Linked DNA regions of Homo sapiens: regions 2, 3, 4, 5, 6 and 7 are each linked to region 1. Evidence: chromatin loops called from intact Hi-C (ENCODE). Cell type or tissue: ascending aorta. All regions are shown on one strand.

Region 1 (4,000 bases):
CCCACCTCAGCGTCCCAAAGTGCTGGGATTACAGGCATGAGCCACCATGTCCAGTCAGAAAAGGAGGACTTTCTAACCAGCAGAGGAGCCCACCTGTTGCCCTCGGGTGGTCACATGGCCAGTAACTACATGGGCACCAGCAGGGCTTCTGTGGTGTGGACAAGGTGAGAGTTTCTATGAGTCTGTGAACCAGTTTTCCAAGGAAAGAAGGGATGGACTTCCACCAGAATTAACCCCATTTACAGGCCAGTCCTGTAAGTGGTAGAAAGGAGTTTTAACCACCGCACCTCACACCACCTTGTTAAAAAAAAAAAAAAAAGGTTACTCTTAGAAAAATTGAGGCACTGGACATTGTTCCTAATTACATTTTTAAAATACTTTTTAATTTTTTTATGTGAAAGATAGGGTTTCACTATATTGTCCAGGCTGGTCTCAAACTCCTGGCCTCAAGCATTCCTTCTGCCTTGGCCTCCTAAAGTGCTTGGGATTATAGGCATACGGGCATGAGCCACAGCACCTGGCCAACAAGAGTTTTTAAATAGGATTAGGACCAGGCGTGGTGGTTTACGCCTGTAATCCCAGCACTTTGGGAAGCCAAGGCGGGAGGATTGCTTGAGGCCAGGAGTTTGAGACCAGCCTGGGCAACATAGGGAGGGAGACCTGGTCTCTACAAAATAAAAATAAAAAGATGAGTTGAATGTGGTAGCACACACTGGTAGTCTCAGCTATTCGGGAGGCTGAGGTGGGAGAATCACTTGAGCCCAGGAGGTTGAGGGGCAGTGAGCCGTGACTGCAGCAATGCACTCCAGCCTGGGCAACAGAGCGAGACCCTGTCTCAAAAACAATAATTAAAATTAAAATTAAAACACTGTTGTTGAGTAAGGGGGCTGGGAATACAGTTCTTTCCATATGACTTCTTTCTTTCTCGTAAATTAGCTTGTCTTTTCAATGGAAAGTTTTCATGACCTTCAAACTTAAAATTTTTTTTTAAAATGACTGTTGGGTGAGGGAAAACCTGTGTCAAACAGTGATCCAAGACACTTTAAAAATTTCTTTCAATTCACATAGTTCGAATTGTCAAGTCTGATCCTGGAATAACATTTGTCTGTCCAACGTGTAAAATATTGAGTAATACAAAGATAATTATGGAAATATTCAGAGAACTTCCCTGGACCCAGACACAGAGCCACCTCCATTTCCTCCTACCTCTCTTAGAAAAAAACAAAAAGCATTAAAAGGAGAGATGACCTGTCTCCCTGGGAGCTGGTTAAGCGACCAGGCAAAAAAAGTGAGATGCATTTCTTAGATTCGGACTTGACCTGACAGGTCCTCTAGGGTGAGTCACTTTTTCCTATTTCAGTCAATTTGGCTGTAAAATAATTACAATAACGAGGTCTTGTTTACTGAGACTGAAGTCCGTGCTGCCCGGCCTCATTTAACGGCTAGAAAGAAAAACTGAAGGTTGTGATTAGAAAGCTTCTGTAGCCAACCTCATGCAGCACGGAGATGAGAATCCAGGACTTGAGTACACTAAGTGTCTATTAAGTCAGAACTGTGAGTAGTGGAATCCAATATAATTGCTTTTGCTGCTTCTTTTGTGGGTTTGCACTTGTGACCTAAAGTAAATAAAATAGCATAAAATAGGAAGCTGGGGTGGGGGCAAGAGGAGAAGAGATTGGGCCGATGTTGGTCAAAGGATACAAACTTTCAGTTCAGAAGGAGGAAAAAGTCCAAGAGCCGTATTGTGCAACACGGTGACTGTAGTTAATACCAATGTATTGCGTATTTGAAAATTGCGGCCGGGAGCGGTGGCTCATGCCTGTAATCCCAGCACTTTGGGAGGCCGAGGCAGGTGGATCACTTGAGGTCAGGAGTTCAAGACCAGCCTGGCCAACATGGTAAAACCCCACATCTACCAAAAAATACAAAAATTAGCCAGGCATGATGGTGCACGCCTGTAATCCTGGCTACTTGCAGGCTGAGGCAGGAGAATCACTTGAACCCTGGAGGCGGAAGCTAAAGTGAGCTGAGATGGTGCCACTGCACTGCAGCCTGGGTGACAAAGTAAGACCCTGTCTCGAAAAAGAAATACAAGCAAACAAACAAAAAAAAAAACGAAAAGAAAAGAAAATTTTCGAAGACAGGAGATTGTAAGTGCACAAGTGCACTCAGAACAAAAAAAAGCATATGAGGTAATGCATATGTTAATTAGCTTCACTTAGCCATTCTGCAATATGTATACCTATATATATCAAGATGTCATGTTGTATACCATAAATATATACAATTTTTACTGGTCAATTAATAAAATAAAATCCTTCCCCCAAAATAGGAAGGTTACGTTGGACTAAAGAAATTAAGAGAAGAGGAGAGGAGCGGAGGGGATGGGAAGGGTGGGGAAGGGACAGTAGAGGTGGGCGGGGAATAGGCGACGGGGGAGGGCAGAGGAGGGAACAGGCCTGTCCTTAATCCTTCTCAAGCTCTGTATCTTGCCAAGATCTGGCCTGTGGCCCGGCGCAGCAAAAGCTGGGAAAATGCCAGTGACTCAACCCAGTTCCATTGATCAGTGAAATGGAAATCGGGGACTCTGTGTTTCAACCCCAGTCAGCCAGCCCACAGCCAGGGTCCAGGTGGCAGCCTCAGCTCCTGGCCTCAGTGGCTGTCAGTAGAATGGGTTGGGGAGCCAGCCTCCAGCGGTCTCACATAGCAGGCAGGCAGTGCAGCCTGGAGCCCAGCCAGGGGACGCAGGAATCCTTTCTGCTTTTTAAGGACAGACTTTGCTTTACCACAGCAGTCGCTCTTGGGGCCACACGGAAAGCCACCACTGAGTTTACTATAAAGTGACAGAGGCTGGTGTCTCTAGGAGAATGAGGAATAGTCACTTCCTGCCTTTGTCCATTAGCGCCGACCAACGCGACCAGCTCCGTTTACATTCTTTCAGTGGTGTTGTTGAAAGGGCTTGGCAGCTCCCAAATGTTTGCAGTGTCCTTAGTCCTATGAGGGCTGCCTTCTTCTTCTTCTTCTTCTTTTTTTTTTTTTTTTTTTGCTAGCTTTTAGCTAGTATCTGGAAACATCTACTGGACATGTTGGACTCATTTTCTCAAGAATCCACTTTACCCTTCAGGGAAGCCAGGAAAAGAACAAGCTTCCAACCGGTACAAGTCTGGAGGAATTTCACAGCCTCTCAAACTACGGTACCCTTTTTGTTTCTTAGTCTAGCCTGTTACTGGGATGGTTTTAGGATGAAGCTGCTGGGGTGACATCTGTGGGGAGGCATGGGGAAGCGCAGGTGAAGAGAAGTTATCGTTTTAAATGGTATTAAATTGCTGTCAATATTGAGTCAAGGTGTCTAAGGTTATGGTTTGGGGAAGAAAACTATAGCTAACTATAGCTACTACAGAAAGATCTTAAACCAGAACTCTTTTGGGGCCCTGAAGAACTTTTTTTTTTTTCTTTCGAGACAGAGTGTTACTCTGTCGCTCAGGCCAAAGTGCAGTGGTGCGATCATGGCTCACTGCAGCCTCAATCTCCTGGGCTCAAGTGATCCTCCCTCCTGAGTAGCTGGGACTACAGGAGCATGCCACCATGCCCATCTATTTTTTTTTTTTTTAATTTTTTTTAGAGACAGGGTCTCGCTATGTTGCCCAGACTAGTCTCAAACTGCTGGATTCAAGTGATTCTCCTGCCTTGGCTTCCCAAAATGCTGGTCATGAGCCACTGCACAGACCAAGAACTTTGTTTTTCTGGCCAAGGACTTTATTTTTTAAAATAATAATAAGCTATGTACTGTCTGCTTGAACTATTGGATGGCCACCAGCATTTAATCCCATGGGATGTACCTGCTGCTGCACCTGGCAGTGTGTTCCTGTCACCTGCTCTCATTTCCCTCTTGGAGCAGCTTATGAAGGAGAGATGCCACCTGCATCTTTTGAAATGTGATGGATCTGCCTGCCCTGAGCAGAATTCAAACTGGATGGTGAATTGAGGACTGCTGGAGGTT
Region 2 (4,000 bases), 70 kb before region 1:
TCATGGACACCGAATACGTACCAGATACTATGTGAGGCTAGTGGGGCTTAGTAGTGAACAAAAGAGGCAGAGTACTTTCTCCTAAGAGGCTTCCATTCGAGTGGGAGAAATAGATTATAACAATTGGGCAAATGAATACGTAATACATGTCAGGTTATAATAGGAATTACAAAATGAAGTAAAACACAATAAAAAAGTAGAGACAGGTGCATAAAAATTCTGGAAGGATGTACTCCAAATGATTAATAAATAGACCTGTAGCTTTTAAAATTTATGTCTTCTAAATGTTCTGTAACAAACATGTATTTTTTAAAAAAATGAAAAGTTATTTTAAATATATAAAAAGCACTGGGTTTGAATGTCCCACATGATTAATTGTGTCACCTGTTGTATCATAATTTTATTACCAAAAATACTGAAAAAAGTTCAACTGGAAAATAATACATAGTCTTTATTATCTGGGGTGTGGTTTCAACATATTTTAGGAATCTTGATATCTGGAAATATAAATAAATTATAGAAAACTAGACATGTTTATAAAATGCCTTCCAGATGGGTAATTTGAAATGATGAATAATCTCTTCCGGTCTTGGTAAACAGCAAAATGTGCTAAATAGGTCAGAATAGAAAAATAGTCGTATCACGTGCAAGAAACAGAGAACAAAGCATTGGAGCCCAAAATGCTATTTCTAATGCTGCTTTGTTTTGTTATGTTCTTACTGGCAAATGAAGGGCAAATGTGTGTTTACGAGGTCACACAATAAAATATAAAGTGAAAATTTCAGTCATTTGGTTAGCTTGGCCCAAGGAGACTATCAGGCTTGGAAAAATCAGACAAAAATAAATCATGTTAAGTAAGGTCCAATCCAGCCGCTTGCCTGGGGCTCAGCTCCCTGGGGTGTTTGGACCCATGTTTGGTAGGTGGACGTGAGGTCGCGGTGCACACTTGCCCTTTCCCCTCCTCCCACCCCCTCCCCAGTGCTTCCACAAGTCTGACTCTGCCTTGTCACTGATTGACTTTGCCTTCCAAAATGAGATGACATGTTTATTGTCTAACATCATCACTGATTACGACAACAATCACTCACAACAACTGGTGTGGTCACACAACATCTCACCCCAGATGTCCACCTAAATCCTCCACCTCTCATGTGATTAAAGTCATTCAATCTCTGGTCTATAGTAATTTTATATTTTATATTTTGGAGACAGGGTTTTGCCCTTTCATCCAGGCTGGAGTGCAGTGGCACAATCAGACCGCACTGGAACTCCTGGAACTCAAGCATCCTCCCACCTTAGGCTCACAAGTAGCTGGGATTACAGGTGCATGCCATCATACCCAGCTAATTTTTTTTTTTTGTAGAGACATGGTCTTCATATGTTGCCCAGTCTGGCTTTGAACTCCTGGCCTCAAGTGATCCGCCCACCTCAGCCTCCCAAAAAGTATCAGGATTACAGGTGTGAGCCATCATGCCTGGCCCTGGTCTACACTGATTTTAAAATCCACTTGGCCATTTCTGGTGTTAGAATAAACCAAATCCTATCCAAATATTAATTTAATTTTATGTTTTATAAGCTTGATCATGTAATATTTATCCATTTAAGCACCAACAAAGAAACTCAAATTTGTATCTGTGTGGATTATTAACTGGCTCTGAGCTCTATGGCTTTCTGCAGTATTTCCAGCAGGTTTCAAAGTGATCAGTCCTAATAACTCTGAGGTTTGCATTTTGTTTATTTATTTTTTAAATTGCTTGTTGAGTCTAACAACAATGAATCCAACTTGCACTTTCTTATTTTGTGTTCCTAGGTAATTCATTATTGAGAAAGCAATTTATGCTAGTTAAGAGAAGGCCTATAATGAGGCAAGAATTCTGCTTACAAAGGTAAAGTAATTTAAGCAAAAGCTAAAATTTAAAAGTTCGATAGTAGTCAATAAAAATTAAAGAAGTTATACATAGGAATCTTTGAAATTATGTCTAAAGCAATACATTGGCTCCCTTTTTCTTATAACAAAAACCAAGTTCACTGAAAGTAATTTATTTCTTTTTATGGAACTACATTGTGCATTATATGAGTTCAATCTTGCCATCAATAGATTTCTTAGGCTTTGTTTTGAAAAGTTGCTTTTCTTTTTCTTCTTTGGACTTTTCAAAAGCAGAAGTTTCCCTGACATGCTCGGTGTGGTATTTGCTGATGCGTGCATGTGTGTGGTTTTAATTTTTAGGTTTGTTTCCCCTCAACCTTTTCTTTGAGTTAATGTGAATCACAGCTGTATTTTTCATTCCTGAGCACTGTGATTCATTGCCGTTGACTTCCTCTGGAGCCCGCTACACCACAGAGTCCTGTGGGAAACTGATTAGTCACTGCTGAGCAAGGTACCTTGCAAGCCATGGTCAGCATCGGCTCAAACAACTGTCTTTGGGCAACGATGAAAGTTGTTGTAGCATCTTCCTTTGGGAAAGTAAGAAAGCTTCCCTTTAGGGGTTCATATAGTTTGTAGCAATCCATGGATTCATCTTGATAACATACGGGAAAATTTGATGTTGAAAAAGATAAACGTCTTCTTTGGTTAAGAAGATTTTGGGTCACACTTCTGCCTTCAAGAAACAGACATTGATCACAGCCCCTTGCCAGTGGCATATAAATAGTATTTGTGGATAGCTTGAACCTTACTATATTGGTGCAGCTTTGAAAAACTTGGAACAGATTCATTTATCTCAAACATACTTTTATCTAACTTCCTTGAGTCTAATTTTAGAAATTTTCAAGCCAAGGGATTTTTCTTTATAAGCTAGACTTACAAAGAATTCCTAAAGTCATGCCTTAACAGTAATCAATTATTCTCCATAAGTTTCCACTTGCAGTTAGCATTGCTGATTAACAGTTTGTGATCACCTATTCTAAGGGTGGAGAGGCGACCCTACCTCCATTTGATATCACCTAACCTGAAGGGGCTTTGGCGGCTATGTCTGTGATAATGAGAACTCGAATTTTCCTGTTCAGAGTAAAGGCTCTATAAGTTTAAGGAATTGGAGCAGTTTAAGAGCAGGGACAAATGGTTAACCAGTTAAATAAGCCAAACAAGGTGTCAGAAGATCAAATTCTGGTTTGATCCTTGGGTAGCCTTGGGAAAGAATTTTTGCCTTGCTAGGCCTCGGGCTTTTTACGTGTCTGTTAGCATGGAGAGCTTGAGGTGGAAATGCAAACAGAAAACAGTGCACCCGGGTAGAAGTTGCATGTGGTTGCCTTGCAGTTAGAACTGGGTCACACAAACAAAAAGCCTGATCAAATATTTCCTGAACATATAGGAAGTATAATTCCTTAACCTCTGCATAAAAGAGGATTGCCAGCCATATTCTGTTGAGACAAGAGGACATTGATACAATTCCTGATGCATCTGAATAACTGAAAGAAGATTTAGAAAATTTGCAAATTTCAGGATGAATAAGAGAAAAGTAAATAAAAACTAAAAACAAGACAATATTAAGTTGTTCAAGAGAGGAACATTTATCATAATATACTGTGTATTTCAGTGATGAATACAATATTGGCATGATTGCAATATAATCATGTAGAGAAAATGGAGACATAGTCATATAGAGAATGTGGAGACAAGAAGTGTGTACATTTGCTAGAGCTGGGATGGGGGTGGAGGTGGTAGAGTTCAATCCTTGCCTTCCATAATGGGGAATCAACAGTCTAAAACTGAAAATTCCAGAAGTTGCAACACGTGTGTTATTACTTGGAAGTAAATACCAACTGGGTTGGTCCATTCCGGCTGCTCTAACAAAATACCTTAAACTGAGTAATTTATAAACAATAGAAATGTACTGCTCACAGTTCCGGAGCCCGGAAATCCTGAGTTCAAGGTGCTAGCTGACTCAGTCCCTGGGGAAGGCTCACCCTTTCCTTCAAAGATGAAGGTTTCTAGCTGTGTCCTCACTTGGCAGACGGGGCAAACAAGCTCACTCAGGCCTCTTTTATAAGGGCAGTAATC
Region 3 (4,000 bases), 110 kb after region 1:
GCCCTGGGGGGGATTGTCACGGTTTCGTTTTTTTTTTTCCCGTGAGTTTCAGTCTGGGCTTGAGTAGAAAGGTCCATCTCTGACAGGATTCCCTAAGGAATGAGTCATCCCAGCATTTTCCCTGGAGGGAATGAAATGCATTTTTACCACCCCCAGAATGTGCCCCCTTAGTCTCCTCAGTCCTGTAATGTGAATTCACCAGGCCTTAACTTTTCCTGTCGGAGGGACCGCCCTCCTTGGAGCCCGATTATGCCCTTCCCACGTGACCATGGGTAGTGCTGACTCAGGATGGGGGATGAATATCTCTCCTCCCGTACCCGATCCCAGGCAGGTATGAATGGGCCTCTTTCATGCTTTCACCCTTTAGCCTCTTCTGTCCCCTTATTAATATTACTAACCATGGAACCAGACACTCCCCGATGAGCCTCCAAGGCCCTCCCTGGAGCTTTTCTTGCCTGCTCTGCCCTGGGATTAGACAGGACAAGGCCAAACATGTGGTTTTGCCCAGGGACCAAGAGAAGCATGTTAGTCTACATAGCATGCTTTCCTTCCTTCCACTGTAATGTTTGTTATTAATACAGTTTGGGGTTTGGTTATTCTTTTTCGAGCTTCGATCATGTTTAATTCTAGTAATATAAGTATGTAGAGCTCTTAGGGCTTTGGGGAAAAAGACACGCCGGTTTCACTTAGAAAGTCGATTCTGTTGCTGACAATGTGCACTCAGGACAAACATTGCTTGTATCTTGTGGCTCAAGGATAGAAACAGCTACTTCCTGCCCCTTTCCCAGATTGGCCCAGGGCAAGGCCCTGTGTTGATGACTAATGGACAGGTGGCTGTCTTCTCCTCCACGAATCCCACAAGAAAGACAAGGGCACAGCTAGTGAGGATACAAAAGCTGCTGGTGAGCTCGCACTTAAATAGAGCCTGCTTCCACTTAACCGTGTCTGGGGCTTCTTGGCTGCCTTCCTTGGGAAGTAGGCGGCCCAGTTGGGTTGGCTGTGATCACAGACCAGGCCTGCACAGCATCGAACTGAAGCTATGCAGCCTGGGAGGAAGAGGCTACTGAGCAGTGGCAAAAATACAGATTGGACTTTTCCGTGCCTGCCCAAAGTCCTCTTTGGTTTGCGGGGTAGCAGCCACGTCTGTTTTCCGCTGTTTAAGCAGGTATTCTCATTTACCAAAAAGGCGTCATAGAATCCCTTAGAAGTGCACAGCTCTTGTGGTAGGGTTATAGTCTTGCTGAAATTTAAAACCTTCTCTAATTGCATCCACATGTTTCAAAGTGTGGTCAATTTTGTGCTTCCAGCATTTGAGTTTTCTCCTTAGCGTCCTGAACAGATGAGAGCTAGGGAGTCTAAAATTTGAAGTCCAAAGGAGCCCCCCTCCACCCCCACAAAGATTGTAACAGTTCTCCGAGTCCTTGCTCAAATCCTGACCCTCCATACGGCCTTTCCTGAATACTTATGTTCATATTGATTTCTCCTGAAATTCTCCATGTAGCATCTGTATTCTGGATTACTGAGTTTCACACACAGTCACATGCTGATTTGTTTGTGGGGCGAATATTTGGTAAAGATCAACAATTCAAAACTCTTAACTAGGGTGATTATACTGTAGGTGGCAAGGTCTGGAAAACCCTTCAGATCACTCTATACACAAAAAGCTTGACATGTGATCAATGGAAAGTGCATGGCTCAGGGTGACCCAGATTATGCCGCGGGAAAAAATAACCTCAAGTCTTCATCTGCAACCTGAAAACAAGAAGGGTATTTTTCTTTCTCGTGTTCATGTCCAGCACGAGTTTGCAGGGCGTGTGGCTCCTGATCCACATGGAGGGGACAGTTGCCATCTTGCATATTGCCACTTATTGACCAGAGAGAGGCTTCTGCAGGGTCTCACATGAATAAAGCTAAATACTTTGGCCCTAAAGGTGACACTTCTGCACAAAACTCATTTCGCCAAACTAACTTCTGGTCCCTGCAGGAATAAATTGCCAGTGTCTGTTTTTTTTTTAAAAAAAAAAAAAAAAACAAAACACATTCATAAACTTCTGGAGAGTGGGGACTCAGATTCTATTTCTTACAAACCTACTTTCTTCTCTGTAGCTGTGGCTCACAGTAGAGATTCAATGAGTATTTTGACAAAGAATGTCTCTAAATCTAAAATATGCTGTGCCCAATTAGGGAATTTTTAATAAACATTCAGGGCGACCCCTAGTGGCTCTTCAGCGCAGAGACCATAAGTTCCTCCCCAGGCACCTAATTATATGTTAGGACAAAAACTATGAAGGAATACATACACATCTTACAGTGTCGTCAGCCCTTTTTACACTCCTCAAGAACATAAGAGATCATTCCTAAATACACCATCACAGGAACATCACTTTCCTGTAAATTATTTTATCCTAAATGCCAGATGTTATGTTAGTCCCAAAGGAAGGGGGGGGTAAGAAAGGGAATCAAGGGAGAGAAATTATTTTTGAAGTGTCCACATTTTTGCGAACAGTTCTTTCAAAGTGTATAGTTTACTTAAGATTTAGAAAATACTCATTGCGTTTTTTCCTTTTTACTTTTTTTTAAACCAAATTCTTGTTTATCAGAGATAGAAAATATCAATTTCTAAAAGAAAAAGCCAAGAGCAAGTGTTGCCACGAGTCTGGACTGATGGAGGGGATACTGGCCTTGGATCACCTCACACGCCTGACTTTCCCCCCACCTCCCCGTCAGGCCTTAATACCCCAACTACTCCTGGCAAACATTTTTCATAATTGCACTTTAATAATTTCGGCTGGGCATGGTGGTCATGCCTGTAATCCCAGCACTTTGAGAGGCCGAGACAGGTGGATCAGTTGAGGCCAAGGTTCAAGACCAGCCTGGCCAATATGGTGAAACCCCATCTCTACTAAAAATACAAAAATTAGCCAGGCGTGGTGGTGCATGCCTTTAATCCGAGCCACTCGGGAGGCTGAGGTGGGAGCGTCGCTTGAACCTGGGAGGCGGAGGTTGCAGTGAGCTGAGATTGTGCCACTGCACTCCAGCCTGGGTGACAAAGCAAGACGCCGTCTCAAAAACAAACAAACAAAAAAACAAACAAACAAAAAAAACACTTTAGTGGCTTGGTCAGTCTCACGCACTAGAATGGAAATCCCATCATTGAAAAACAGGAACCTTGTCAGCCTGGCTTGTCTGTGCCCCCTTGGCCCCTCCCAGGCCTGGGTCGCTCCAGAAATCTCTGTGGGATGGCTGTGTGAAGGGATGGATGGAGGAGTGAGTGCCATGCTCTTGGGTGTGTGCTTCTGTGATCCCACAAGGAAATGCATGTTGAAGAAATACTAAAAATACAAAACATGCCTTCTAACGCTGGCATCCCCTGTTATCACCCGTGAGCGGAGGTTGGCACTGGGAGGACCCACTCTTTCTGCTCTTTTCAGGAGGCTATTACTTGACAAGCGCATATGGAGCACTTTCTCTGATAAAGAATTTCCAAGAAGAACAAGCAGCGCGACTGCTCAGCTCAGAAACCAGAGACACCCTGAGGCAGTGGCACAAACGGAGAACCACCAACCGGACCATCCCCTCTGTGGACGACTTCCAGGTGTGCAGCTGGCCACCCCTTTGCTTCCTTCGTCCTCCAGGAATGCGGAGCTGGCTCACCCAGCACATCCCAGCTCAGAGGTCCCCACTGTGTTGAATTATTTGGCAGGAAAGGGATATCTCAAACCACCCTCTGGCCTTGTTACACTGATCTGTTTTCTTTACATTTATATACGCATGGGATACTTGGCCCAAGTTTTGCTGTCTTTAAGAAAACCAAGTTGAATTAAGGCAGAATCTCTGCCCAATCAAGCAGACGATAAGTCAAAAAGGAGGAGGAAGCACTTGGCACAGACGTTGGAGATTTTGTTTCATCAGGAAACAGCCGCTGTGTTACGCGATGCAATTGGCCTAGTTTCTCTTTGGGAAGAGGGAGAGGAACAGCGATGTCTCCTTCCCTTTTCTC
Region 4 (4,000 bases), 100 kb before region 1:
TGGACTGTAGATGGCCTTCCCCATCACTGCCCCTTTGAGTCTCAGCCATGCCACACCAGGGTTCTCTGCAAACTCTCATCAGGGCCTTCTCCTGAGCTTCCCTAGACCCCCAGGTTTTTGGGCGTCCCCTCTCATTCCTGCCCTGTTTGGATGGGGACCCAGCTGGGGCTGTCTCTGACCTGGGTGATTCCTGTCCAGGCAAAGGCTCTGGGTGGCTGGAGGTGAGGCCCTGAGCTGGGGAGCTGTCTGGATCTGAATTCCTCCCGAAGCCGGCTCTGAACAAGGATTTGATTAGAATGCAAGTAGTTGATGGGGAAGGCGGTCCCAGGAAACCCCTAGGAAAGTGGGGAGGTGAGGCAAGGGAGGGAGGCAACAATATGGAGTGTATTATCAATAATTTACCCCATGGACAGCTAGAGCTTACCCCTGCCGGGAAGCTGACTATCCCACGAGGGGTGGAGGTGTGGGAGGTGCAGGGCAGGTGTTCACACTCGCTCTCATCAGTTGTAGATTGAGGGCTACTGGGGTCTGGGAACTGATTCCCAGCATTTCAGGCCTCTCCCTGGGAAAAGCTCATTCCAAGAGCCAGAGGAACCCTCAGGCAAGGAGACGGGGATGCTGGCTGTGTGGAGTCCAGCAGGCTGTCGTGGAAGAGGGGACACGAGCAGCACCTGCAGTGTCTACTCCAGGGCCGAGGCCAGGTTAGCACAGTGAGACACTGACGGACACAGTGTGTCAGAGCAGGGCTGGCACGTGGCACCGGATGGCGCTGCTTGAAATTGGCCAATTGCCTGCTACCCCAAGGCAACTGGAAAATCACATGCGGCTTTGCCAGCAACTCCTGCAACCTGTAGTTTTATTCAGGACAGCAGATGCTATCAAGGGTGCTGTGCCCTTTGCTGATGCAGTTGATGTAGGAAGTTTGCTTGTTTTGGTGATGGCTGATGATATCTAAGAATTGTAGCTTCAAGTATGCTATAGTGGTCAGAAAGGAATTTAAACAATTATGTGTGTGTGTGTGTATGTGTGTGTGTATGCATTTAGTTATTACAAAGGGTTCCTTGTTTAAAAAGCTATATATACTGTTGCACTAAGAAATGCTTGTATTGTGAAGAGCAAATAGATTTGGGTAAATGGATGTTTTAGCACAGTAAATGGCATTATTATTTAAACACATAGGGAACTCTGAATTTCAGTAGAATAATGGTGGTTGCCTGCATCCAAATCTCTTACCATAACTTAAAAAAATTTACCCAAATCAACAAATAGAGCAAATAAAACCATTGTTTACACAAGCCCTCAGGATTACTAAGAGACAAAATTCTACAGACTTCAAATTTCCTGTAAGTAGTGAGAGAAGTATCCAGGTCCAGCCAGGCAGGCTCCGGAGCCCGCCCCTGTCTAGAGCATTGGGCGGGGACCACAGAGGACAAGTGGAGAAGGGCAGGAGTGTGCATAGCCCGGGGTGATGCAGCCCAGATCACATTACCCCTGGAAGGACAGGCCCCATCCTGAGTGGGAATACCAGACAGTGTGAGACTGGAGGCTACAGCCGTAGGAAAGGCGAGGTTACTGGGAGAGAGGAGGGAAACTAGGAAGGGCACTGCCCCTTGGAGACTTGGTGATATCCAGAAAGAAGGCAAAAAGAATAAAATAAAGGGTCCTTCAGAGATCAAAGAAAACCGCAAAATCAGACATGCTTCCCCTCTTCCAGAGTAAGCACAATAAAGAAATTACACTTCACTCTATCAACGGTAGAGGGCGCATCTGAATCAAGAAACCTGGCTAACCACCCACACGCTGTCCCCTGCCTACATCAACTCTCACTCACGATCCAGTAAAGAAAATAGATGACAAAAGGAGCAGAAAGTGGCAGACAACGTGCAAGCAAAGCTGCAATCAGAAGAAACGAGTTTGTGAATCTAAGCATTTCAGCTAGTCAATGTTCTCACCCCTCTACATACACACACACACACACACACACACACCAGAGCAAAAGAAAACTAATGACATTCCACCACTAATTAAATGTCCTAACATAAGAACTTTCATATGCTAAAAAACCCAACCTTTAATAAAAAAATCAGAACTAAAATGGGCAAAACCCAGGATGAAGTGAAATGAGAGTTGACTGAACTCCGGAGAGGAAATGGGGAAATTCAGTTTGCAGATGCTTTTGTGCTGCCAGGCAGGACATCCTTTCAGTGGACAGTAGATGGACAAGAACTGTTGCCTTTTCCCATCCACAGGCCTATGTTTTCTAAACCCCAGCCCAAGGCAAGCATTTCTTATCCATAAGCGTACTGGCTATTTCAGTGGGGAACATTGTGCAAGGCCAATGTTGGCTATCATTTTTACTTGCCAAGTTCTCTATTATATGAGACTAGGAAATACCCAAATACTTTCCCAGGGAAGATCAAGTTGAGTGGATTAAACTTTCCAAGGAGAGCTTCATTCTCCTTGGTAATATGTCAAACTTTCAGAGATAAACTTTTCAGAGATGTTTTCAAATTGTAATGAATGACTACCATAAATGATGCCGTATTTTATACTTTAAAAAGTAATTTTCATACATTATATTCATCATTAAAGTTGTATATATGTCAAAGTAACACATGTGATAGTTTCTTCCCTGCCTCTGTGTGACCACAAGCAGCTTAGAAATGCTTCGCCTTGGTTTATACATGTGAAAAATGAGAATGGGAATGGCTTCCCCCTCTGTGAGATTTCCAGTGCATTGCTAACTTCAGTCTGTGGGACAGATTGTATTTTTCTAAACATAGCCACAATGTCATCACCCATCCCACACCTTCTCCTAGGCACCTCCTTATCAAGAGGTAAAGTTGAATGCCTGTCTCTTGAGTCTGAGTGGGTTTGTGTCTCACTTGTACCCAATAGAATGCAGCAGAAATAATACTGCATTACTTCTGAGGATAATTTGGAAAGAAAAAGATAGTGCAATTTCCACCTTGCTGTCTGGTACATTCTTGCTGGAGTGCTGAGCTGCCATGCAAGCAGTTAGACTGTTCTGAGGCTACCATGCTATGAGGAAACCCAAACTAGCCCCGGGCAAACAGATCACATGACAAAGCCCTGAAGCTACATGAAGAAAGAGAGAGATACCGTAGCAGTCTCCAGCTGTTCCAGCCATACCTTCCCGTTCCCCACCCCCACACACTCTGCCTTTTGTTCCAGTTCCAGTTACCATCTGGCTGCAACCACATTTGAGACTCTGAGCCAGAACAACCCAGCCAAGCCCTTCCTGAATTCCAGACACTCAGAAACCATGGCAATAATAAAATGATTATTGTTTTAAGCCACTGAGTCTTGCGGTGACTAGTTATATAGCAATAGATAATGAGGATGCATGAAGCGTGAAGATGCATGAAGCCATCATTTCTAGGGAAAGTGTAGTGACTATGCCTAATACCTTTTGCGGTAGTGCTGTTTTGGATAATTTTTATAGCGGAAGTTGATAGGACAGAACATGTCTCTTTGGGGAAGAATTATATTCCTCTCTAGATTTAGCTTACATGCTAACCTTTCCAGTGGAAAAGAATTGAGTTATTTTCCAGTGATTTTCTGTTTTTGTACTTGCAAAGCTTTATGTATCTATTGCTTTTGGTGAAAGTAAATGATAGGATAGGTTACTGGAGAGCTATTTATTTTGTTTCTGGATGGGATAAAGCTAAAAGGACATAGGGACTAAAAATGTGGCTGCTGGTCTCAAGGATTTCTAATGAAACCCAACATTGGGTAGCTCTCAAGTTAATTCTATGGTGAGCAAACATATTTAACATTCTAGGCCATAATAAAGACAAATGACTGTCTGGGCACAGTGGCTCATACCTGTAATCCCAGCACTTTGGGAGGCCGAGGCAGGCAGATCACAAGGTCAGGAGTTCGAGACCAGCCTGGCCAACATGGTGACACTCCATCTCTACTAAAAAAATACAAAAATTAGCTGGGCATGGTGGCGTGCAGCTGTAATCCTAGCTAC
Region 5 (4,000 bases), 60 kb after region 1:
TCAAAAAGCAGCAGCCCTTCGCCATGGAGGAATAAAATCTGTAACCCCAAATATGCTAGTGATTCTTTTTCCTTTTAGAGTTTAATGGGACAAAAAAAGGCCTTGAGGAATTAAGTATGAACTTGCTTGCTCTAGGGAAACTCCCTAAGTCGGAAAACTGGACCTAGGACCAGTTTTATCAATTTCTAGCATTTTGATCTCAAATAAGGAGATAAACTGGATGGCCTCTGATAGCCCTTAAAACTTGGCTAAATATGCAGGGGTCCTTCTAAGACAATCCATTTCCCCATGCCTCTCTGCCCACCACTCTTCCCATGCTGGGTGGTGGGTAAAAGGTTTCTTCTGCTCACCTGGCAATTTCCATGCTGTCAACTGTGTTAGCCAGGCCAGGGTCCTGCCGTGTCCAGAATAATGGATTGGGGTTTCCCTTCTTCTCCAGACTAATAGAATATTACAGAGACATGTTTAATTCCATTTCAATATCCTTTTTTTTTTTTTTTTTTTTTTTTTTTACCTATAACTAGACTCAAGTTCTGAACTTCAAAATTCTAAAGAAATATTTTTATGTCTGAAGGTGTTAAGAAATCATTGGATATCAACTTCTATGTATTTTTGAAGTTGAAGTTTTTCTGGGAATTTTTTGTTTGCTCTGTGTGTGTGTATGTCTTTAACACAAATTGGAATTTGTCCTGTGCCAAAGATTTTTAGTTGATAGATATCTTCAGTATGGGCCATTATTTTCTGTCTCTCTACATAAGGGGCCTCTGGTACTAATATTCTTCCACAAGTTGTTGATCCCAGACCCACCACCTCTCTTCTCCCAACCCCGCTAAGTCCTGGCTTCATCTCCCACCTATCCAGGCATCTTGGCTGCAGCTTGGCATTTGAGGTGTATATTTGTGTTCCTTTTGATACATGGTCAAGGATCTACTGCCCCAAGATCAGGACCATGGTGGGCACAAGACTCTTGACTTCTGTCTCATCCTTGATTCATAAGATGACCCCTGCATTGGCCTCTTGTAGCTAGAAGCCTGGGCCCTCCGGCAATGCCACATCCCAGGGTGTATCTTTCTTGCCATTGCAGCTGGTTAAGACAACAGCCTGGAAAAAGATTTTAGTCTGGCATGCAGCTGAAGGGAAGCTCCTGGAGAAGCATGATATACATGGAAATTTTAACACAAAAATATCAAGAGAAGTGGCTTTTTTTTTTCTTTTTCCATCTGAAAGTTGAGGATGGCAATACCAGAGTCCAGGTTGAGCCTAGACACTAATGGTAGATGGAGAACTCTCCTGCTTCCAGGACCTGCTGGAAGCTGGCCTGTAGAAGCTTTGGGGTTTTGCTTTCTCCCAGGTCACATGAAATGCTGCCAAAACAAGCTCCAGAGTTGTGTTAATACCACAGGATTTGTCAGTCCTAGAATGGAAACACATTGCCTTGCTTTCTTTTTGTGACTATCCAAAAATTAGAAGACGGTAAGAAGTCATCCTGAAAACTCCCATGGAGCGGAACCATTACTCATAGTTTCAAAGACAGTCCAGGCACTTAGAATCAGAAGTTCTTTTCAGGTTCTGTTTATTTGTTTTGCTAACAGATTCCTTTTTTCAGCAAGAATCCATTTTTAGACACAGGGAAACTGAGATTAAACAGTGCATGGTAATGGGTGCAGGCCTCACAGTGATGAAGGGGCAGTGCTGAGGCTCTGATTCAAGTCTGACTTGGAGTCCTCTTTCCACCTAACCGCTGAAGATTAGGAGGCTGAGGGAGACTAGAATCAGGGTTGATTCCATTGAAACTATGACATGCCTTACCAAAAATAGCATTGTGATTTCAGTGCACTCACATGGGCAGGAGGTGGGTGGCTTTGATTCCGGATAAATTGATGACTGAATGTGAAAGCCCCTGAAGCTGTGTGTGGGGTTCCCACTGGGGTTTCTTCAGACCTCATGCACTGCACCTGCCTTTATCCAAGAGCACTTTCCTGCCAGGACTGTCTACCCTCTACTTTCTCCTGCACTCAGCAGGCCACTTTTGTTGGAATCCTAAATCTCATTCTCCGTGCTGGAATAAAGCATTCTGTATTTGGAGACCTTGGATGGAGCACTGGTCTCCAATGTCTGGTATTGGTGGGCATAGAATTATTGTAATTCTACACTAAAGCTCATCACTGACTTTTCTTTTTATCTTTCTTATCATTTTTTTTTTCACTATGTAGACTGCAGGAACATCATTGACTTTTACAACCAAAGCCACTCAAAGCCCACTCCTTGCTAGTTGACTTGAGCTTAGAAGGGGTGTCCATGGGAGAAATTAATGAGCAATAAGGAAGGATTTGTTTTTCTGGAAGGATTGGAGCTGCCTCCTTTTCTTGCCCCAGAGATGGCCAAAGGCCAGGTGGCTCTTGGTAGCTGTGGTGATTTTTGCCGCCCATTTCCTGATAAGCACAGAAACAAGAACGCTTTGTCTCCTGAGGCTGGAGCTGAGCAGCGGATTCTATTTGTTAGGGGGCCTCAGAAAGAAACTGCCCAGTGCCCCTAAGAATATTTCTCCCTGCCCGCTAAGCTCCTCCTCTTCCGTAAACCTTGCTGTCTGCAGATCACCTCCTCCTCAGGCCCCTGGTCATGCCTAAAGCAGACCTTTTATTAATTCCTGCACAGGGCTAGGCCTGAATATGGGCTGGGGATGAGGCCAGGCTAGTAAGGGAGAGAAGTCTGACCAGAGTGGAATGGGGTAGGGGCCCTGGAGGTGTGGGGACAGTAGGGAAGGAATGTGATGGGCCACAGATTACTTGCAGCTGAAAGAGATAAGGGATGAGGATTTGAACCCAGTTTGACAGGTAGGTAGGTAGGAGCCAGATATGGCAGGAGACATTCCAAGTAGCTTGAACTCAGTAATGAGGAAGCTGAGCAACAGCATGTAGATGTATCTACAGGATGATCTTCCCAGGCCGGCGCCGGGGTTCACACCTGGAATCCCAGCACCACTTTGAGAGGCCAAGGTGGGAGGATTGATTGAGACCAGGAGTTCGAGACCAGCATGGCCAACATGGCGAAACCCCGTCTCTACTAAAAATGCACATATTAGTCTGGCATGGTGGCGCTTGCCTAGCTGCTCGGGAGGTTGAGGCACAAGAATTGTCTGAACCTGGGAGACAGAGGTTGCAGTAAGCCGAGATTGTGTCACCACTGCACTCCAGCCCTGGGTGACAGAGCAAGATTCTATCTCAAAAAAAAAAAAAAAAAAAAGGGAAAAGCAAATTCAGCTGGGTGCGGTGGCTCACACCTATAATCCCAGCACTTTGGGAGGCCGAGGTGGGTGGATCACCTGATGTCAGGAGTTCGAGACCAGCCTGGCCAACATAGCAAAACTCTGTCTCTACTAAAAATACAAAAATTAGCTGGACGTGGTGGCGCACGCCTAAAGTCCCAGCTACTCAGGAGGCTGAGGCGGGAGAATTGCTCGAACCCAGGAGGTGGAGGTTGCAGTGAGCCGAGATCGTACCACTGCACTCCAGCCTGGGTGTCAGACTGTCTTAAAAAAAAAAAAAAAAAGCAAATTCAGTATCTTTACCATAATTAGGAAACACACTGAATACATATAACCATTAAAATAAGTAATGGCCATTAAAATTAAAACCATGCCTCCATGGATTACCTTGATGTATCCATCACTTTTTGGGAAACATTGTCAGTTTCTAACAACATTGAGATATTACAAAATATCAAAATTGGGCTAGGCATGGTGGCTTGTGCCTGTAGCCCCAGCTACTCAGGAAGCTGAGGCTGAGGCAGGAGGATCACTTAAGGCCAGGAGTTTGAGACCAGCCTGGGAAACACAGCAAGACCCCATCTCTAAAAAAGTATTTTTTAAAATTAAAAATTTAAATATCAAAATTAACCTACACTTTTCCACCATTAGAGCTTTATTTTGTTTTTGAGTTTTCCACTTAGTAGCAAAACTACAGTTCTTTATGTTTGGGAGACAAACAAGGTAATGAATCTT
Region 6 (4,000 bases), 90 kb after region 1:
GAACTGAACATGAGTTCTAAAATTTAAATTGATTGACACTGAATGAGATTTGATATTGACTTCCTCGGTTGTACTAGCCAACTTCAAGTGCTCAATAGCCACCTGTGGCTGTTGGCTTTCTTGTTGGACAGTGCGGGAGTCGGGAGAGAGAAGGAGGGATACAGGATAGATTACATAAGGCAGGTGACACGGCTGTCACCACACAGACAAGGGAGAGCCAGGACTCCCAAAGGGCTTCATCTCAGTCCTCCCATGGCCAGCCATTCTGGGCCCATGGGAAAGAAAGACACTGCAAAGCATAGCTAGAGATAGAGAATAACCCATTCCAGGCCAGGCACAGTGGCTCACTCCTGTAATCCCAGCACTTTGGGAGGCCAAGGCAGGTGGATCACCTGAGTTCAGGAGTTGGAGACCAGCCTGGTAAACATGGTGAAACCCCGTCTCTCCTAAAAATACCAAAATTAGCCAGGCGTGGTGGTGTGCGCCTGTAGTCCCAGCTACTCGGGAGGCTGAGGAAGGAGAATCACTTGAACCTGGGAGGTGGTGGTTGCAGTGAGCCAAGATCGTGCCACTGCACTCCAGCCTGGGCGACAGAGCAAGACTCCGTCTCAAGGGAAAAAAAAAAAAGAATAACCTATCCCAAATGGAAATTATAACAGGCACCACTGATCACAGCACTACCTCCCTCAACTTACATGGAACACTGAGACTCATCTGCAAGAGGAGACACAGGCAGTACAGATCAATAAGCAATCTGCACTACTTCGCAGAGCATTGCATATTTATGAGCATGGTGAGGAGGTTATATAGGATTTGGGAAGGAGGGACTCCAAACCACAAAGGTAAATGGTTGGGCCTGCACTGCACATTAAGCTTGCTGTGGTTTTTCTGCTGATGGGACCCATGAATGTAGTTTTCCTCCTTTGGTGGTTTTAATGCTGAATGTGTAAAACCCTAGGCAGATTGTGTAACATCCCCCAGGCCCAGCTGCTGGTCCTGCCCATTAAAGGGGAACTTCAAGGCCCGATTCCTTGGCTGGCAGCTGCACTGTGGAGGGCATCCCAGGAGAAGTTGTTGGGAAAGGGTGGTGTTGCTTTGTAAGTCGGTTCAGTTTTTGTAAAGCAAGTCAGGAAGCCCCAGTGACCTTTTTTGAGCTTATACTGGAGCAATTCCAGTTCCTTTTTTTCTTCCAACTTACCTGTGAAAAGGCAGGGCTGGAATCCTATGTTGGCCAAGCCATTTCTCCAGGGCTTTGAAGGTGACAGACCCCTGGAGCCTTCCTGTGAGCCCACAGCTGGGCCTGGCAGCCTTTCTGCCCTTTCCAGTAAAGGAATGCAGTAAACCTGAGTACAACGCACCCCCTACCCCACCCCGCAAGACTCGCGTTGTCATGCAGTGTGCTTTTTTTAATTTGTGAAGGAATGGTCTGAGTGTACCGTATTTACATTCTTGTGTTCACTGATAATGACTTTCAGATTTCTGGAGCTCCCCAGCTGACAGCAAACCCCCGAACCTTCCACCTCCCCATAGGCCTCTTTCCTCCGACGGTGTCTGTCCTGCCTCCCTGCGTCAGCTCTGCCTTATAAATGGAGTGCATTCTATCAAAACCAGGACGCCTTCAGAGCTGGAGTGCAGCCAGACCAACGGGGCCCTGTGCTTTATTAATCCCCTTTTCTTGAAAGTGCACAGCCAGGACCTCAGTGGAGGCCTGAAACGGCCGAGCACAAGGACTCCCAACGCGAATGGCACGGAGCGGACTCGGTCCCCCCCACCCAGGCCCCCGCCACCCGCTATTAATAGTCTCCACACAAGCCCTCGGCTGGCCAGGACTGAAACCCAGACGAGCATGCCAGAAACAGTCAACCATAACAAACATGGGAACGTAGCTCTGCCTGGAACGAAACCAACTCCCATCCCTCCACCCCGGCTGAAGAAGCAGGCTTCTTTTCTGGAAGCAGAGGGCGGTGCAAAGACCTTGAGCGGCGGCCGGCCGGGCGCAGGCCCGGAGCTGGAGCTGGGCACAGCTGGCAGCCCAGGTGGGGCCCCGCCTGAGGCCGCCCCGGGGGATTGCACAAGGGCCCCGCCGCCCAGCTCTGAATCACGGCCCCCGTGCCATGGAGGCCGGCAGCGGCTGAGCGACATGAGCATTTCTACTTCCTCCTCCGACTCGCTGGAGTTCGACCGGAGCATGCCTCTGTTTGGCTACGAGGCGGACACCAACAGCAGCCTGGAGGACTACGAGGGGGAAAGTGACCAAGAGACCATGGCGCCCCCCATCAAGTCCAAAAAGAAAAGGAGCAGCTCCTTCGTGCTGCCCAAGCTCGTCAAGTCCCAGCTGCAGAAGGTGAGCGGGGTGTTCAGCTCCTTCATGACCCCGGAGAAGCGGATGGTCCGCAGGATCGCCGAGCTTTCCCGGGACAAATGCACCTACTTCGGGTGCTTAGTGCAGGACTACGTGAGCTTCCTGCAGGAGAACAAGGAGTGCCACGTGTCCAGCACCGACATGCTGCAGACCATCCGGCAGTTCATGACCCAGGTCAAGAACTATTTGTCTCAGAGCTCGGAGCTGGACCCCCCCATCGAGTCGCTGATCCCTGAAGACCAAATAGGTAAGTACCCTCTTTTTTAAAATATAAAATCTATTGTAACTCTGTCCGGGCAGTGCAACCTATGTTTGTTATTTTTTATGAAGTTTACTCCGAAGTTCAAAACAACACCCAGCTCCACCTTCTCTCCCGGTTTGAATGGAAAAATCAGTTTCTCAAAGTAGCTGCTGACTGCCAGACTCAAAAATGTCTTCGGGAGTGACAGATTGGAGCTGCACAGTGATTCTGTTCAGGGATGGAGTTTGGTCCTCTGTGGGTCCAGCTGCCGCCTGCTGTGGTAACGTGTGTGTGTTACATGTGCCGGGTGTTTCTGGACGCGTGCTTCTCTGCAGGCTGTGCATACATACAAAGGTAGTTTTGTTATCTTCTGAGAGGCAGTGGGTATTTTGTTCTGTCTTGGTTGCAAGTAAACTTTTTATTGAGGTGTAGCATATGTTCAGAGAGCACAAAACTCACGTATGCATTGGAATGAGTTTCCACCGCAAGCTTACCTGTGGGACAACTACCAACCCCTGGATAAGCAGAACCTGACCAGCATCTAGGGACCCCGGGCCCCCTGTTCTCCCTCAAGGTTACCATCCTGCTGGCTCCTCATCCCATACACTTCTGTAAGCAGCACGGCTTGGGAGTAAGCAAAAACTGAAAAAGACAAGTTTGTTTTGTGTAACTTTAAAATAAGTAACATAGTTTGGAGGTCACATGAAAGGTGTTTTCTCCAACTTCAAGGGGAAATTCTTTCTTTATAATCTCATTTAAAGGATGAGTTGCTAATGGTTACTTTGGCCAAGGCAAATTTGAATTTGGCAAGCAGTCTTTTCTTCCAGGGTGAGAATGTTGAAGGTTCTTTGTTTGTTTGTTTGTTGTTTTTAATTTTAGAAGGTTGACTCTTGAAGGTTAATTTCAGAGACTTTATTCACCAGGCAGCAGGAGCCTTTGGAGCTACCAAACATTTCCAGGCGGTTCAGAAGCTACACCCCAATTTTTTCTTTCTGATTGGGTCCATTTGTTGAAAGTAGTAAACAGTGTGTGATAGAGGGCTCTTTCTCTTTCTCTGTCTCTCTCTCTCTCTCCTCTCTTTTTTCTCGTTTAAGTGATTTTCAGCAGCTCTTTGATTTTCTCACAAAGGAATCAAAGCCTTGTTTGTTTTCTTGTGGTTTGACTGAGGCCAGGCCTGGTTGATCAGGGCGTGGTTAAAGCTGGGGTGTTGCTGGAGTGAGTGGCTAAAGGAATGTGCCCTTGTGAGGTGCCTTCTAATTGAAAAAGACATCAAGGAGACAGCAGAATATCCACACAGGCTGCCTTTTTCCCCATCCCACCAGAGACCCGCTCTCAAGGGAGACCATATCTGACTCAGTATTAACAGAAACCCAACCTGCAGGAGAAGCTTCCTCTTA
Region 7 (4,000 bases), 190 kb before region 1:
CTCATAGACTTTATTCTAATTTGAGGGAGACTGAAAATAAATTAAGAAACAACCCTGATGGTTTAAGACAGGAAATATTCGCATGAAACAAATAAAAATATTTGCTATGAAACAAATAGAAAAGCTGGAGTGAGATGATGAGAGTTATATTTAGATTTATCTGAGGGCTCAGTGACATTCGAGCAGTGAAGTGGCCTGCGTGACAGGGCAGATTCTGCCATGAGAAGATCCAGGCAGAAGACCTGCGAGGGCAAAGTCCTTGAGGCAGGAAAAGGCTTGGAGTGTCTGAGGACAGAAAGTTAGCCAAGACCAGGGAGTATGTGAGCAGGGAGAGTGGCAGGTGCGGCAAAATCAGGCAGTGCCTTACAGACCATGGTGGGGAGACCTGATTTTACTCTAAGGGCAGTGGAGGCCAGTGGAAGGTTCTAGAACAATTTGGTTTTTGAGACTCTTTCCTCTGGCTACTGGTAGCAAACAGATGGAGGTAGGATAGGCATTGGAGCAGTAGTCCCCGTAGGAAGCCAGGTTGTCAGCCAGGCCTTGGTGAACCTGGCCCCAGCGGAGGCTGTGGGGATGATGAGATGGTGGGAATGTCCTGTCAGGTTGCCAGGGTTGGCTGTGGGGGATAAAAGAAAGGGAAAGATCAAGAATGACTCCCAGGATTTTGACAGGAACGACTTGTGAGCTCATGTTGTCCCAGCCCTCATCCTAATATCATCTCATTTAATTCTCCCAGCAACTCTGTGAGCTCGGTGCTGCTGTATACACATTTTCACAGATGAAGAAACTGAGGTGTAGAGAGTTTAATTAACTGAGTCTTTCAACTCATAAGCCACAGAGCAGGGACCGGAGCCCAGCACCATCTAATGAGAAACCCCTCTGCCTCCCATAGACACTGTGCCTCGGCCCTTTAAGAGAGGCCAGAGGGTGCCAGAAATAATGTTAGATACTTTTTCTATCTATGCAGTTTTAAGAAACTATTTGGAGATTGGTAGGATATATGAAACAAATACTGGATACTGGTCTAAAATTATAAAATACATTTTATTAAACATTTAATTACTGTTCAAATGTTATAATATAAAAATTCCTCCTTAACTCTGGTGGGAATATAAAATGGTTCAATCATTTTGGAAAACTGGCAGTTTCTTATAAAGTTAAATAAATACCCACCTTATGACTCAGCAATTTTCCTGGGTCTTCGTCCAAGAGAGATGAAACATGACCACAAAAAGACTTGTACAACAATGTTCATAGTCACCTGGCTTGTAATACCCTCAAACTGGCAACAAACAAATGCTCACCCACCGCCATATGGATAACAAATCGTAGCACATTCATAGGAGGGAATACTACACAGCAATTAAAAGGAATGGATCACGCAACATGAATGAATCTCAATCACATTATGTTGAAAAGAAGAAGGAAGGCACGAAAACATCCTATATGGTTTTATTTGAAGTTGGAGAACAGTAAAAACAATATCTATGGTGGTAGAGGGTGAGGGTTTGACTAGAAAGAGGCACAGCAAACTTTCTGGAAGGTAGAGGCACTGTGTATCTGGATTGCATTGAGGAATACATGGAAATATGTATGCATATTTATTTCTAGAGGTGAATTAGCAGTTAATCAGGTTAGTAATACAGGTCTAGGGAGAGCCTTCAAATCCTCTTTGAAGATTCCGGCGCGCTGACCGACGATGCTGAGAAATTCCACCAGGTGGCGCTGCGTCCGCTGACGCTTTATTATCGGGCGAAAACGTGGAAAACAGAAGCCCACTGGAGGTCTTCCTAGCTCCCCACCCCCATTTCGACCCCCTGCACCTACACACATTCCACCTCTTTTTTGACCTGAGTATCCTCCTCTCTTTTCCCACCTGGCCATCTGCCAAACCATCCCCCTAGCCTGGTATTACTAAGAAGTGATTCACCCTCTCATTTCGGAGACCTAATCAGCAGGTGGGCAGTGGGTAATTTTTTTTTTAATTCTGTTTGGTGTTGCATGTCAGGTTTCGTTGGTGATGGAAAGTCATTTGAATGTTTTAGAAAAAGAGCAATATAATAAGGTTTAATTCTGGGGAAAGCAGTACAGACACTTGGCAGAGCAAAGAAATAAAGCTAACTGGGGTTCTTTGTTATTTTTTTTTTATTTCTTTTTGGCCTTTTTCATTTTTCCAGCGGGTAAACTGGAAACAGTGAAATGGGCGTTCACCTGGCCGCTGAGTTTCGTCTTATACTTCACTGTACCCAACTGCAACAAGCCGCGCTGGGAGAAATGGTTCATGGTGACGTTTGCTTCCTCCACGCTGTGGATCGCAGCCTTCTCCTACATGATGGTGTGGATGGTGAGTGCAATCGGGACCCCATGGCACTGTTAAATCTCTTTAGAGAATAAAGAAGGGAATAAGAGTCAGGGTTTCAGCCGATAACTGTACTAGTCAGCTATTGCTACAATAAGCTGCACAACGAACCACTCCTAAACTTAGTAGTTTAGAATTGCAGGCATCGATTCTCCTGCTCACACGTCTTCATGTTGACTGTGGATTCATTAATCTTAGCTGGGACCTGCTATGCAGCTCTGCTTCAGGCTTCAGGGTGGTCATGTTTGATTCAGGCAGCAGGTGGGGTCCATGTCTACTCCACGTGTCTGCTCATTTTCTTTGTACCAGAGGCTAGCTACCTGGGGTATGCTCTTCTCACAGTGCATCATTAGAATGCAAGAGAGTACGTGGAAACACGAAATGCCTCCAGGATCTTCGCCTGGCCCTGACTTACCATCACGTCCACACACATTTTACTGGCCAAGCCCCACATCAATGGCATGGGGGAAGTGTACTCCACCTGCTCCAGTGGGAAGAACAGCCATGTCACAGGGCAAAGGACATGGAGGAAAGGCACAAAGAATTGGGAAATGATGATCAATCCCTATCGGCATCTTAGTTTCTTCAGCCAGACAATGAGGCATTGTATGAGGTGATCACTCAAGGGTCCCTTCTGAGGCTAAAATAATGACTCAGTGATTCACATTGGTTGATTGACATTGACTGATATTAGTTGATTGACATCGATTCAGTGGCTTTGACCTTAACAAAGCCATTTTAGGAAACCCAGCCTTCCAGAATGCATTACCCATTTATGGCTATACTTTTTAACTGGGGAGAAATTCCAAATCATTAGGATTGGACAGAAATTAAAAAGCATGGCAAAATGATGCAAATCCAAATTAATCTTGCCTTGAGTGTTGGATAGAAATGTAATATAAATTCTGGAGAATTAAACTCAAGAGCTAAAAAGAAGGTTATGAAAAAGATATTTTGGTAAGAACAAAAATACCCAGAAAAATTTTGCTACATGGGTTGCAAATTTGTAAACCTGACACAACTAATTCATAATCATCTCTTTCCTCAATATCACAAACATTTTTTTAAAACCCAAGTTTTATAGCCAGGGGTTTCTCCCTCATCCTGCATTCACTAATGTTTTCATCTGACATATGCACCAAGAGCCACCTCCTATCTGGATTTGGGGGACAGTGTTGGCTGTCCCTGACCTTAAGGTGCTACATGATTTTCTGTGCAGCCCCCTAACCAGCGGGCTAACTGACCTGACTCATCTGAGGTTCAACTTCCTTCTGTTTGCTTCCTTTTCCTCCAGTGGAGGTTCTAATAAGTCCCAATCAATGCCCAGGAGTAGGGAGAAAACTAGGAGAAGCCGGAGACCTGGTCCCAGCCACCTGAGCAGTCTGCTCCCCTGAACTCCAGACCCAGCCACAAACATGATCATGAAAATGATGAACCAGAGGCCAAGACTGGCTGAGCCAAACCAGGTTCCTACAGGGACTGAGCTGAGGGTTAAAAAGGAAAAACAAGGTTTGGCCAGGACGCTGGTAGCTCCATTTGATCCAGAGCGACAAAATAGAAACAGCGTGTGTTTCTGCAGCTCACTTTCCTCCCTGGAGACCGGAAGTCAGAAAGCCCTGTGGCCACCCCAGGTTAAATTCT

Evidence for each region. Peaks named below come from ENCODE experiments on the same cell type or tissue, not always from the same donor. Only the 100,000 strongest peaks of a DNase experiment are listed, where the experiment ranks them.
Region 2: a loop joins it to region 1, with 4 times the contacts of the local background. A loop is called at or near these places in 33 of 110 quality-filtered maps.
Region 3: a loop joins it to region 1, with 2.5 times the contacts of the local background. A loop is called at or near these places in 40 of 110 quality-filtered maps.
Region 4: it touches region 1 in a loop (2.1-fold over the local background); 53 of 110 quality-filtered maps call a loop at or near these places.
Region 5: it touches region 1 in a loop (1.9-fold over the local background); 14 of 110 quality-filtered maps call a loop at or near these places.
Region 6: a loop joins it to region 1, with 2.3 times the contacts of the local background. A loop is called at or near these places in 33 of 110 quality-filtered maps.
Region 7: it touches region 1 in a loop (4-fold over the local background); 36 of 110 quality-filtered maps call a loop at or near these places.

The regions. Positions count from the first base shown.
Region 1 is chr20:19,883,587-19,887,586 of GRCh38, forward strand. All of the region lies in intron 2 of RIN2 (Ras and Rab interactor 2), which reads left to right. Among named protein-coding and RNA genes, the nearest start is that of RIN2, 130 kb to the left of the region's middle. RefSeq lists an enhancer at 2,154-2,654. In ascending aorta, no CTCF peak of the experiment used is centred here; DNase peaks (open chromatin) are centred at 1,755 and 2,785; H3K4me3 peaks cover 1,645 bases; H3K27ac peaks cover 2,897 bases.
Region 2 is chr20:19,813,413-19,817,412 of GRCh38, forward strand. All of the region lies in intron 2 of RIN2 (Ras and Rab interactor 2), which reads left to right. Among named protein-coding and RNA genes, the nearest start is that of RIN2, 57 kb to the left of the region's middle. In ascending aorta, a CTCF peak has its summit at 2,328; a DNase peak (open chromatin) is centred at 2,339; H3K27ac peaks cover 3,259 bases.
Region 3 is chr20:19,993,248-19,997,247 of GRCh38, forward strand. It overlaps RIN2 (Ras and Rab interactor 2), which reads left to right. Exons shown (of 13, transcript NM_018993.4): 12 at 3,432-3,595. Among named protein-coding and RNA genes, the nearest start is that of NAA20, 22 kb to the right of the region's middle. RefSeq lists an enhancer at 1-629. In ascending aorta, a CTCF peak has its summit at 2,222 (motif pointing left); a DNase peak (open chromatin) is centred at 260; H3K4me3 peaks cover 1,035 bases; H3K27ac peaks cover 3,472 bases.
Region 4 is chr20:19,783,314-19,787,313 of GRCh38, forward strand. The region is part of intron 1 of RIN2 (Ras and Rab interactor 2); the gene reads left to right. Among named protein-coding and RNA genes, the nearest start is that of RIN2, 27 kb to the left of the region's middle. In ascending aorta, a CTCF peak has its summit at 1,750; DNase peaks (open chromatin) are centred at 1,452, 1,798 and 3,176; H3K27ac peaks cover 1,738 bases.
Region 5 is chr20:19,943,491-19,947,490 of GRCh38, forward strand. The region is part of intron 4 of RIN2 (Ras and Rab interactor 2); the gene reads left to right. Among named protein-coding and RNA genes, the nearest start is that of NAA20, 72 kb to the right of the region's middle. In ascending aorta, no CTCF peak of the experiment used is centred here; DNase peaks (open chromatin) are centred at 1,858 and 2,428; H3K4me3 peaks cover 1,135 bases; H3K27ac peaks cover 4,000 bases.
Region 6 is chr20:19,973,179-19,977,178 of GRCh38, forward strand. It overlaps RIN2 (Ras and Rab interactor 2), which reads left to right. Exons shown (of 13, transcript NM_018993.4): 9 at 1,476-2,609. Among named protein-coding and RNA genes, the nearest start is that of NAA20, 42 kb to the right of the region's middle. In ascending aorta, no CTCF peak of the experiment used is centred here; DNase peaks (open chromatin) are centred at 1,013, 1,353, 1,913 and 3,818; H3K4me3 peaks cover 3,387 bases; H3K27ac peaks cover 4,000 bases.
Region 7 is chr20:19,691,082-19,695,081 of GRCh38, forward strand. It overlaps SLC24A3 (solute carrier family 24 member 3), which reads left to right. Exons shown (of 17, transcript NM_020689.4): 13 at 2,178-2,344. Among named protein-coding and RNA genes, the nearest start is that of RIN2, 65 kb to the right of the region's middle. In ascending aorta, CTCF peaks have their summits at 1,719 (motif pointing right) and 1,923; a DNase peak (open chromatin) is centred at 1,740; H3K4me3 peaks cover 304 bases.